Regions from separate parts of the Homo sapiens genome. Here all the other regions are linked to region 3. A link is a contact called in ENCODE Hi-C or POLR2A ChIA-PET data. All regions are on one chromosome and are shown on one strand. Each heading gives the region's core, a stretch centred on a gene start or an enhancer-like site at or near the end of the contact. The rest is flanking DNA. Distances are from core to core; before and after follow the strand shown.

Region 1 (3,486 bases), core at 951-3,450, 240 kb before region 3:
TCTTTCTTTCTTTTTTTTTTTTTTTGAGACGGAGTTTTGCTCTTGTTGCCCAGGCTGGAGTGCAATGGTGCGATCTCGGCTCACCGCAACCTCTGCCTCCTGGTTTCAAGTGATTCTCCTGCCTCAGCCTCCCGAGTAGCTGGGATTACAGGTGCATGCCACCATGCCTGGTTAATTTTTTTGAGTTTTTAGTAGAGACGGGGTTTCATCATATTGGTCAAGCTGGTCTTGAACTCCTGACCTCAGGTGACTCTCCCACCTCGGCCTCCCAAAGTGCTGGGATTACAGGCGTGAGCCACTGCGCCCAGCCTTATTGATTTATTCTTTCTACCTTTGTTTAATTACCACCTCCTCTATGCCAGGCACTGTACAGTGTAGGCACAGGGGTGAAGAAAACAGGCAAGTTTCCCTACCTTGATGGAGGTTACAGTCTGGTAGATTAAATATAGAATTAAATGAGGCCATCAGTATAAATTTCTCAGCTCAGAGCCCAGCCTGCAGTAACCAAAGCTAAGGTGACTATAATTAGAGCAACTGAACTCTAGGCTCCTCTGCCCTTACTTGCTGTATGACCTTGGACGAGTCAATTCACTTTTCTGGAGCCCAGTTTCCTCTTCTCTAAAACATCTCCAGGTCTGACTCTGGAATTCTATGGCCCTTTCTGTGTCCTTGGCACTGGCAGAGCCTCAGGCTAACTCCCTCTTAGGATGTGGGGACAGATTTGGTGTCATTGGCTTCCCAAGTCCTTGGTCCCCAGAAGATGAAAGATTTTAGGGCAGCCAAACACTGAGGGCCCAGGGCATAAATCTGGAGATTCACAGACACACTGCAGCCTCGAATTCCTGGGCTGAGCAATCCTCCTGCCTCAGCCTCCCCAGTAGCTGCGACTGGTGCATTGGAGCTGGGGAGGGGGATGCAGGGACACAGGACCCCCATGACTTGTGACTGTTCTCCACTGCAGTCGGCCGCTGCAGAAGGGCAGTCACCCCATGTGCAAGGAGCACGAAGATGAGAAAATCAACATCTACTGTCTCACGTGTGAGGTGCCCACCTGCTCCATGTGCAAGGTGTTTGGGATCCACAAGGCCTGCGAGGTGGCCCCATTGCAGAGTGTCTTCCAGGGACAAAAGGTACTGTCTCCAGCCACTTTTACCCCCAGCCTGGGCCTGCTGGGCACGGCCTGATGATTCAGGAGGCAGATTTGATCCCTGTAGATCTGCTGATCTGGCCTTTCAGGAATAGTCTCTCTGGAGGGACTTCCCAGGCCACAGGGACAGCAGCCCTGGCCTTCCTAGGGGAGGCAGCTGAGCTCATGGTTATACTTAGAGCCACTCGAGAGCACCTGGGTGTGGCCACAGGGGAGCGGTCAGACGCCCCAGCCAGGCCACTGGGGTCCTCTCAGGCCACGGCTTCTCCATCCCCCAGACACCTCTTCCTGTGCCTCTCACCTCTTCTCCAAGACTTCACATTCCCCCACAGCAGGAGGCAGCTTAGAGCCTTCTCCCTGGGTCCCTGGGCCTGTGAGGGCCCACCACCCTGTCCGTGCAGTAAGCCGTAGCCACCCCCTTTCCATACTCTCTCTTCCCTACTCCCCACTCTTCTCTAGGTCTCTCTCTTCTAGACGTCTCCAACTCTATTTCTTTTTTTGTCCCTTCTTTCTTAGAAACAAGCCCCTCCTCTGTCAGTTCCTTGCTGTGTGTTTTGGGCAGCTCACTTGCCTGCTGTTGGCCTCACCTGTAAAATAAGGGATGCAGTATCTTTCTAATATCCTCTACTCTGGAGCTGAGCTATACCCGAAAGAGGGGCCAGATCCCTACTGGAGGCTCTTTCTAGCAGAGAGGGGAGGGAGGAAGCCATGTTGCTGCCATGCCCCAGTGGGTAGGCCCTGAGGCTATTTGTGTCTCTCCTCTCCTGACCCCCACACCCCCATCTAGACTGAACTGAATAACTGTATCTCCATGCTGGTGGCGGGGAATGACCGTGTGCAGACCATCATCACTCAGCTGGAGGATTCCCGTCGAGTGACCAAGGTGAGCGGACAGAATAGTCCTGCCTGGGGATTTGGAGCTTTCCAGGGCAGCCTGGTCTCTGGGGAAGGCTCACCCATAGGTTGTGGCTAAAGGTTGGGGCCCGGAGCCTGGGGCGGTCAAGCAGGGATGGCAGGGGAGGGACTAATCCATTCATCCAGTCTCTCAACAAATGCTTCTTAAGCACAGCTGTGTGTCCGGCCCCACCCAAGATGTGGGGGATGGAGGAGTGAACCAGACAGACGTGGTCCCTGAGCTCAGGGAGTGTCCCATCAATAATTCTCAGTATTTATTCAGCACAAATTGTTTTCAGAGCACAGTTCTTCAGTGTGCTGTAGACCAACACTTCCCAAACTTTGAAGTGCGTGAAAATTACGCTGGGATCATGTTGAAATTCAGGTTTTGATTCAGTTGGTTTGGAATGAGGCATAAGAGCTGCATTTCTAGCCAGTTCCCAGGATTTGCCCAAGCTGCTGGGTCCACAGACCACATGTTGAGTAGTGAGACTGTTGAGGGCAGAAGGGAACTTTTCTATCCCTGAAAAAAGCTTCCACGATTTTCCATGTTCACTTGGGGTAGGGATCTGGAGATGAGATGAGGGGAAGGGGTCATCATAATTGCTAGTGGATGAAGAGTTGGGCGAAGGGTAGGAAGGAGGGGAACATTGTGATCACCCACGAGAGGCTCCCGGTCTGATGAGATGCTATTGTCACACCCATTTTATAGAAAAGAACATAGAGAGAAGGGAGCTTCGGTTGAGGAGGGTGCTAGGAAAGGAGCTGTTTTTCCACCTCTCCTAGGACCAAATGATGCAGAGCTTCCCGAATCCAGTCTTGGTCCTGAAAGGGAGGGAAGAGTGTGAACTGGGACATATGGGAGGCCCAGGAAACGTTAATTTGTTGAAGGTCACACAGCTAAAAGGGAAACACAGCTAAAAGGCAACAGAGAGCTGGGCACAGTGGCTCATGCCTATAATCCCAGCACTTTGGGAGGTCAAGCTGGGTGGATCATGAGGTCAGGAGATCGAGACCATCCTGGCCAACATGGTGAAACCCCATCTCTACTAAAAATACAAAAAAATAGCCAGGCGTGGTAGCGTATCTATAATCCCAGCTACTCGGGAGGCTGAGGCAGGAGAATCGCTTGAACCTGGGAGGTGGAGGTTGCAGTGAGCCAAGATCGCACCACTGCACTCCAGCGGGGGCAACAGAGCGAGACTCCATCTCAAAAAAAAAAAAAAAAAAAGGGCAACAGAGAAAGACAGGGCAGATCCCACATTGGGTGACTGTTGCATTGGTCTAAGAGGTGATGCTCCAATGACCAGCTGAGGTTGGGGGACAGGGGGAGGGTGCAGGAACAAGGAAGAACATGTTGTGTCATGTGACCCTAGAGCCTCTATTTTGGAAGAAGGGGCTAGCTGTTTTTCAAGGCATCATCCTCCAAATATCACTGGCGTACT
Region 2 (3,383 bases), core at 878-3,377, 150 kb before region 3:
GCAGTAGACACTGCCTGAATGCTTCCCCAGGTCAGATTCAGGAGGGAAAGGAGGTGAGGCCAGTTGGGAAGGGGTACACTCAGGGGACTTAACGCCTGGCAATGTATCGTTTATTCAACTGAGTGCTGGATACTCAAGTATCCCATATATTATTCTATACACCTTTTTGTGTGCCTTAACTAATGCATTTTTTAAAGTCAGTTTTTCTGTGATATCAGACAAATACTTTAGCATTTAGATTCTCTTTCTCTCACTGAATTGACTAGTAAATTCAGTTATGAATAATTTAGCCCAAAATTAACCTAGCAAGGATTTCACCTGCAAATTAAATTTATTTTCTGCCAAAGGACTTAAGTTCCAACCCAGAAACCCCCTTTTACAAAGCACTCACTCTTACTTTTCTGATTGTTTAAATAAAGGCAAGTAATTCCTTTTCCCTCTTCACTCTGTGGTACAGTTCTGAAGAATAACTTCATTTGTTTTGTGAATGTTTGAAATTCACCAGGCAAAAGCCACAGCTAATAGATTGTAGTAACATAGAAATGCCACGTGCCACAGATCCCACCTCCTTGCTCCTGTCCCTGCTCCTGCTAGCTCAACCTTTTCCCTGCACTGCCAGGCATTGTAGTCTACGGGTCAAGCCAGCTTTGAAGCCAAGCACATCTGGCTTCAAATCCTAACTCCATCCCCAACTACTTGTATGACCTGACCCTAAGCAGATAGTTTCTCTCCTTGGATTCTGTCAAGGGGGAAAATACTTCCCTTACAAGGTTGCTGTGAAAATAAAGTGTGATAATACATGAAAAGCACCTTGCACATAGTAGGTGCCTAACACACATCTGTATGCCCTAGCCGCCAGACCCCTGCCAGTTGTTTTTCTTTTCCCCTAGTGGTTCTGTTCATCGGAGTCAAACTGACTTTGCTTTTGTGACTGGCAACTTGATTGGTAAATTCTTCTCCACTGAAACCCGTGGGAGCCTGGACCCCTATGAAGGGCAGGAGGTTATGGTACGGGCCATGTTGGCCTTCCTGCAGAAGCACCTCGGTAAGGAGAAAACTGGGGCTCTTGGGGCAGCTGTGGGGTCCCTTAGATTTCCTTGCAGCAGAGTGAGAACTCTGACATGTCTGGGATCTGGGAAGGAGATTTATGGCAAATGGAAAACCTGAGTGAAGGAGAGACTTACATAGAATTACAGAAAAAACAAGTCCAGGTGCAGTGGCTCACGCCTGTAATCCTAGCACTTTGGTGGGTTGAGGTGGGAGGATGGCTTGGGGCCAGGAGTTCGAGACCAGTCTGAGCAACATAGTGAGACTCTATCTTTACCAAAAAAAAAAAAAAATTAGCTGGGTGTGGTGGCACACACCTATAGTCCCAGCTACTCGAGAGGCTACGGTGGGAGGATCAGTTAAGCCTAGGAGGTCTAGGCTGCAGTGAGCCATGATTGCACCACTGAACTCCAGTCTGAGCAACAGAGCAAGACCTTGTTTCTAAATAAATAATTAAACAAATAAATAAGAAAAAATACTTAACTGAAAGTTTGGAGATCCTGACTATCTTACTTGCAGAATGACCTGGCCTAGTCATTTAACCTCTCTGAACCTTGGTTTCCTCCCTGTAAATGGAGTATTCACCTCTCTCTACTCCACCACCTCTCTCCTTACCCAGACTCATTATTGCCCACCTTATCTGCATTGTAGGGGAGTTTATGAGGATAACGGGCTAAATTTATGGAAGTGTTTTAAAGAAACAAAGCATGGAAGGACTATGAATAATGTCATCAGTCATAGAGCAGCTAAAGGGCGAGGCCTGCAGAGGTCCATGGTCCAGCTTCCACCCAGAGGAGGCATCCTCTTATTAAGCTTTATTGGTTACAAAGACTAGAGGTTCACAAACTTAGCTTGAGAAAAAAAGGGGAGTTTGTTTATGAGAGTGCACCTGGACTGGGTGGGAGTGCAGTTATAGAAATCAGGGTGGCTGGCAGGACTGACTTTTCTTTCCGTCTGTCTCATGGGTTCAGTCTCTCTGTGTCTTCCTCTCACGACATCTCTTTTTCTTTGTTCCGTTATGCATTTTTTTTTCTGCTCTGTGGTTTTTCTCTCACTGATAGCAGCTGTTTATTCCATTTCTGCTTCCTCATAACTTCACTCGGCTTGAACCACTCAGAGTGTGTTCCCTTTAGCTTGCGGCATCCTTTCATCTTCAGCTCCCACTGCTCACTGCCATATTTTTTTGGATTTCTTTGAACAGATTTCCAAGAGAGGCAATTTGATTGTATCAGCTCCTCTTTGCCCACCAGAACACACTGTAGCCCCGTCCCAGCTAGGCTCTGAGCTCTCTGCATCAGAGGTCCCTTTCTGATCCCTCAGCAGGTGCTGTGTGCAGGGCAGTTTCCATGAGAAAGGAGCCAGGCTTGTCTGAATTTCAAAGGTTTGACTTAACTCTAACCTAAGAGCAAGATCTCCTAGTTTGTAACCCTCCTCTACTTGCCCAGGTTAACCCCTCAAGAGCTACCCATAGAAGCCTCAGACGGCACCTGGCAGTTCCCTAGATATTTGAAGTCACCTATGCTAGTCTTCTCTGAGTGTTCTGTTTATTAAACTAAATGTTCGTGGTACCTCCACCTGTCCCGGTTCAATTCCCCATGTTGCTATTTGTTATCCCCTTCCTTTGGAGTCGCTGTTTTTTGGTGCCCCTTCTAAAGTGTAGTGCCCTGGCCGGGTGTGGTAGCTCAACATCTGTAATCCCAGCTACTTTGGGAGGCTGAGATGGGAGGATTGCTTGAGGCCACGGGTTTGAGACCAGCCTGTGCAACATAGTGAGACCCCATCTCAGCAAAAAAATAAATAAAATTAGCCAGGTATGGTGGCATGTGCCTATAGTCCCAGCTACTCGGGAGGCTGGGGTGGAAGGATCACTTGAGCCTGGGAGGTCAAGACTGCAGTGAGCCAAGATCATGCCATTGCACTCCAGCCTGGGCAACAGAGTGATACCGTCTCCAAAAAATAAAATAAATAGATAAACTGTGGTGCCCTGACTTGACTATAATGTATTAGATGTGGTCTGACCGGTGCCATCCTGGACAGTCTCTTCTGTGCTCTGTTTTTTGTTTTGTTTTGTTTTGTTTGAGACGGAGTCTCACTCTGTCTCTCAGGCTGGAGTGCAGTGGTGTGATCTCAGCTCACTGCAACCTCAACCTCCTGGGTTCAAGCGATTCTCCGGCAGTTCTCCTGCCACAGCCTCCCAAGTAGCTGGGACTACAGGCATGTGCCACCACACCCAGCTACTTTTTGTATTTTTAGTAGAGACAGGGTTTCACCATGTTGGCCTGGCTGGTCTCGAACTCCTAACCTCCAGTGATCCACCTGCCTCGGCCTCCCAAAGT
Region 3 (3,473 bases), core at 722-3,221:
TATGGAAGGAGTAAGACACAGTCATGCTCTCAAGGAACTCGCTGTCCAGCAGAGTGATAGGACATGAATACATACTTCTAGCAAAGGCTGAGTAGCATTAGGCAGGTGGCCAGATGAGGTCAGAGCTCTGGCCCTAGTGCCCTGTAGTAAGTTGCGAGGGAGTAGGAAATGAAGACAAAACAGCAAGAGCACAGGTCCAGCACAAGAAGGTGAAGGACATGGAAAGAGGAGCAGAGCATGATAAAGCTACAAAAGTAGGGGGCAAGTCATGAGGTCCGGGTCACTGGGGAGCCCTGGACAGGCTCTGAATGGGAGATAGACTAGACTGACAAAGCAGCTCTTTCTGGAGACCTCCTGTGGAGGGTCCCCTCTTCTACCCTTGGGAGACGAGGTGTCATTCACTTCACGATACACATGGGGAAAGGAAGTTGGACAGGGGAAGGCACTTGTCTAAGGTCACTCAGTGGTCATGCCAGTGCAAAGCACCCAAAGCCTGGTCCAGGTCCTGCCACCTCCTGCGTGGGCTCCATCTTCTCGGCTCAGTTCAAGCCTTTATTATCAGAGTCCCTCTGTGTGCCAGGCTCTGTGCTGAATGTCCGTGTCGGCCACAAATTGCACTAACGGTGCTTACTGCCACTTCCTCTCCGACCTTACCTCCAAAGACCCAGCCGGGCCTAACCCTCACACACAGCCAGAGGAATCCTTCCCAAACACAGTTAATCACATCGCTCATCCGTTTAAAACTGGCTTACTAGAGCCAACACAGGATAAAATCCACAATCAGTCCCAAACCCATCTTTCTCTGCCGTCTCTAGACCACATTCACTGAGCACCAAGGCCTGCACGCTTCGCAGCCAGCCCTCCTGCTCTCCCCCTTGCCCTCCAGCCACACTGGCCCTCAACCCCCAACACTGGGCCCACCTCTGAGCCCTGCATCAAACACCAGCACCCCCTTCGCCGAGCTCATTCTTCATCATTCCTCAGAGCTCAGCTTAAGCATCACCTTCCTTCCCTGCGACAGGGTCAGGTCCTTTCCTGTGCGCTCCGCAGCACCCTGCCTGTCCCTCGGAGTCCTCGCGAGAGGAACTAGATAACTGTGATCCCCGCGCACAGCACGGTGTCTGCCTAGGACACAGTGAGCGCTTCAACGCGCTGAACTAAACGAATGAAGGGGAACACCAACTCAGCTGTCACCCCCGCCCCCAAGTGTCACTGGCTAGAAGATCTTCCCCCGGTTCGCCGGCAGCACCGGTGGGTCTTGTCACCTCTGCGCCCCGCAGCCCTCCGGAGGCTGCAGTTGCTGTCTGCTGACAGGCGTCCCCTCAGGAGAACGGGAGCTCCTCCAGCGCAGGGCCCTGCTCAGCACCCCTGGTCCCGGGGGCCCCCACGGAGGCCGCCGCGCTCAGTGAAACTTTGCCGCGCGCAGCAGTGGCCGGAGACCCGCGCGGACCCTCTCCCCGCGGGGACCCGCCAGGGCGAGTCGCCCCTCCCCCGCGGCAGACGACCCGACCTGGGCCAAGGTCGGCCAAGTGCTCGCCGCCTGCCCAGCGGCCCTTGGACCCACAGGACCCGGACCCGAGTGCGCGGAAGCCTCCGAGCCGCGGCCAGGTCTCAGAATGCGCGGCGGGGCAGCCCGGCCCGTCAAGCAGCGAAGCCGAAACTAGAAGCCTGAGGTCTGGCTTGGTCACTGTTTGCTGGGGAACTCCGACGAGCAACTACCCTTCGGGGACTCAGTTTCCCCCGGGCCAAGTGAGACGGACAGCTGCGGCTCCCGCGAGAACTCGCGCGGGAACAGGAGCTGCGGGCTCCGCACAGCGCCCGGCACGTAGACCCAGTCTACTAACGGGCTGGAAGGTCGCGCTCCCGCCTCCGCGCCTCCCTAGAACCTTTCTCACCTCAAGCTCGGGCTCCCGGACTCTCTCACCTCACGGCCCCTCCTTCCACCTTGGGCCGCCCAGCCTCAACCGCCCTCACTTCCGCTGACCCGCCCCCCGGAAGCGATCCTCCGCAGCTGCGCACCGAGGCGCACCTCCGCGCACCCTCAGGAGGCGGGTCCAGCTCGGTGGCGAGGGGAGCGCGGCCCCCGAGTGGGCGAGGCGCTGGCGGCTGTAGGCTCCGATACCGCGGAGCACACTCCCCTCCATCGAGACCGTGCCCCCGCGGGGTCTGTGTCCCCGGGAGGAGTTGGCTGCGTTTGGAGATCCCTCGGCCTGGTATTCGTCGCGTCTCCCTGCTTGTTGCTCTCCACGTTTAGCCCCATCCGACTTCTGGAAGCCCAGGGGTGTGTCGCTCGACCCCTAAAATATGCTCCTACCCCTAGGGCAAACTTCAGAATCCTCACCCTGGCCCCCTTCCCAGTTCTTGGTTCCCAGGCAGGTCCCTTTGCAAAGCCTCTCTCCAGCAAGAATGCGCAGAATGGGCCTCTTTCTCCTCTTGACTCCTGCCCTCCAGCACTTTGCAGCTTTCTTCTATTTTAGCCTCTCTCTCTCTCTCTCACACACACACACACACACACACACACACACACACACACACACGGTATATTCAATGAGTTTGCTTATTAGATGGGTACTTGATGTACAAGACTCCAGAGGCTCTGTGGGAAGAGCCACATTCCTTCCAGGCTCACTAACCCACTCCCTCTTTGTGCTCCAGCCCTCACTGTCTTGGTCTGTGGCATGCAGTTCCTGGGTCACATTTCCTTCTCTGCCTTCAGCACAGCCTCGGGCTGTGCCTGGCTCCCAGGCTGGAGTTCCTTGGTTCCAAAGCCTGCAGTCCCCTCTGCCAGAGACAGAGCTGGTTTCATGGGTGAACAGCCCATGCAGTCACAACGGGCCGCATGCTCAGAATCCTGTACTTGGTTTAGTACTTTGCTGTTGCCGTCTTGAAATGATTTTCTAATAGGGGTTCTTGTGTTTTCATTTTGCACGGGGCTGTGCAAATTATGTGACTGGTCCTGGCTAGAGACCTCAGAGGTCGTCCACCCTGATCTCCACCATATCTCAAACGCTGAAGATTGACTTCCAGGTCTGGCCCTCTTCCCAGGATGGCACATTGTGTTTTAATCATTACCTTTCCCTCCTGTGCGATGGCGGATCATGCAAGTCCACGCTGGCTGTCTGTCCTGGGTGTAGATGCTGATTTGGTGTCCCACTCAGATCCCCTTGCAGGAAGAACGGAGCTCCCTACCTGGGAATTTCCTTCACCTCCCAAGCCAATGACTGATAAAAGGTCCAAAAGGCCAGTTCAGCTCTGCAGTGTGGTTTATGCCCCACAGCTCTTCCACTGTGGGTCAGGCCAAGGCTGGGCTGAGACTGTTCCTGCTCAGCATTTTTCCTTTCCCTCTTCTGCTTCCTTCCTTCTTTTACTGGTTTTTCTGGAAGTACACTCCCCCCCAGCCCCACCAAACAAACAAAACAAACAAACAAAAAAACACTTCATGCCTGTCTCAGGCTCTGCTTTTAAGACAATGA

The links. Hi-C counts contacts between places; a loop is a spot of excess contacts on that map. ChIA-PET counts read pairs that join two places held with the same protein, here RNA polymerase II (POLR2A). Pooled maps may share reads with other maps.
Region 1: POLR2A ChIA-PET joins it to region 3 with 15 read pairs in activated CD4-positive, alpha-beta T cell. The contact joins the enhancer-like site here to the promoter of MTFR1L in region 3. POLR2A ChIA-PET finds 5 or more read pairs at or near these places in 2 of 52 experiments (H1 and activated CD4-positive, alpha-beta T cell).
Region 2: a loop to region 3 is called in a pooled map, with 4 times the contacts of the local background. The contact joins the enhancer-like site here to the promoter of MTFR1L in region 3. A Hi-C loop is called at or near these places in 5 of 50 pooled maps. POLR2A ChIA-PET finds 5 or more read pairs at or near these places in 9 of 52 experiments (B cell, CD4-positive, alpha-beta T cell, MCF 10A and 6 more).

Annotation. Positions count from the first base shown.
Region 1 is chr1:26,058,810-26,062,295 of GRCh38, reverse strand. It overlaps TRIM63 (tripartite motif containing 63), which reads left to right. Exons shown (of 9, transcript NM_032588.4): 3 at 962-1,130; 4 at 1,935-2,030. Among named protein-coding and RNA genes, the nearest start is that of TRIM63, 7.1 kb to the left of the region's middle. Within about 2 kb of position 2,200, at least 3 of the 41 ENCODE cell types and tissues checked have a DNase peak (open chromatin) inside an H3K27ac peak, as active enhancers do.
Region 2 is chr1:25,970,220-25,973,602 of GRCh38, reverse strand. PAFAH2 (platelet activating factor acetylhydrolase 2) reads left to right here. Exons shown (of 11, transcript NM_000437.4): 10 at 891-1,045. Among named protein-coding and RNA genes, the nearest start is that of PAFAH2, 26 kb to the left of the region's middle. Within about 2 kb of position 2,127, at least 5 of the 41 ENCODE cell types and tissues checked have a DNase peak (open chromatin) inside an H3K27ac peak, as active enhancers do; they include B cell and CD4-positive, alpha-beta T cell, where a contact is called at or near this core.
Region 3 is chr1:25,818,452-25,821,924 of GRCh38, reverse strand. MTFR1L (mitochondrial fission regulator 1 like) reads right to left here and starts at 1,971. Exons shown (of 7, transcript NM_001099625.2): 1 at 1,896-1,971. LOC646471 (a long non-coding RNA gene) reads left to right here. Exons shown (of 1, transcript NR_024498.1): 1 at 1-1,971. RefSeq lists enhancers at 1,176-1,265, 1,646-1,785, 3,428-3,473 and silencers at 1,376-1,545, 1,996-2,185.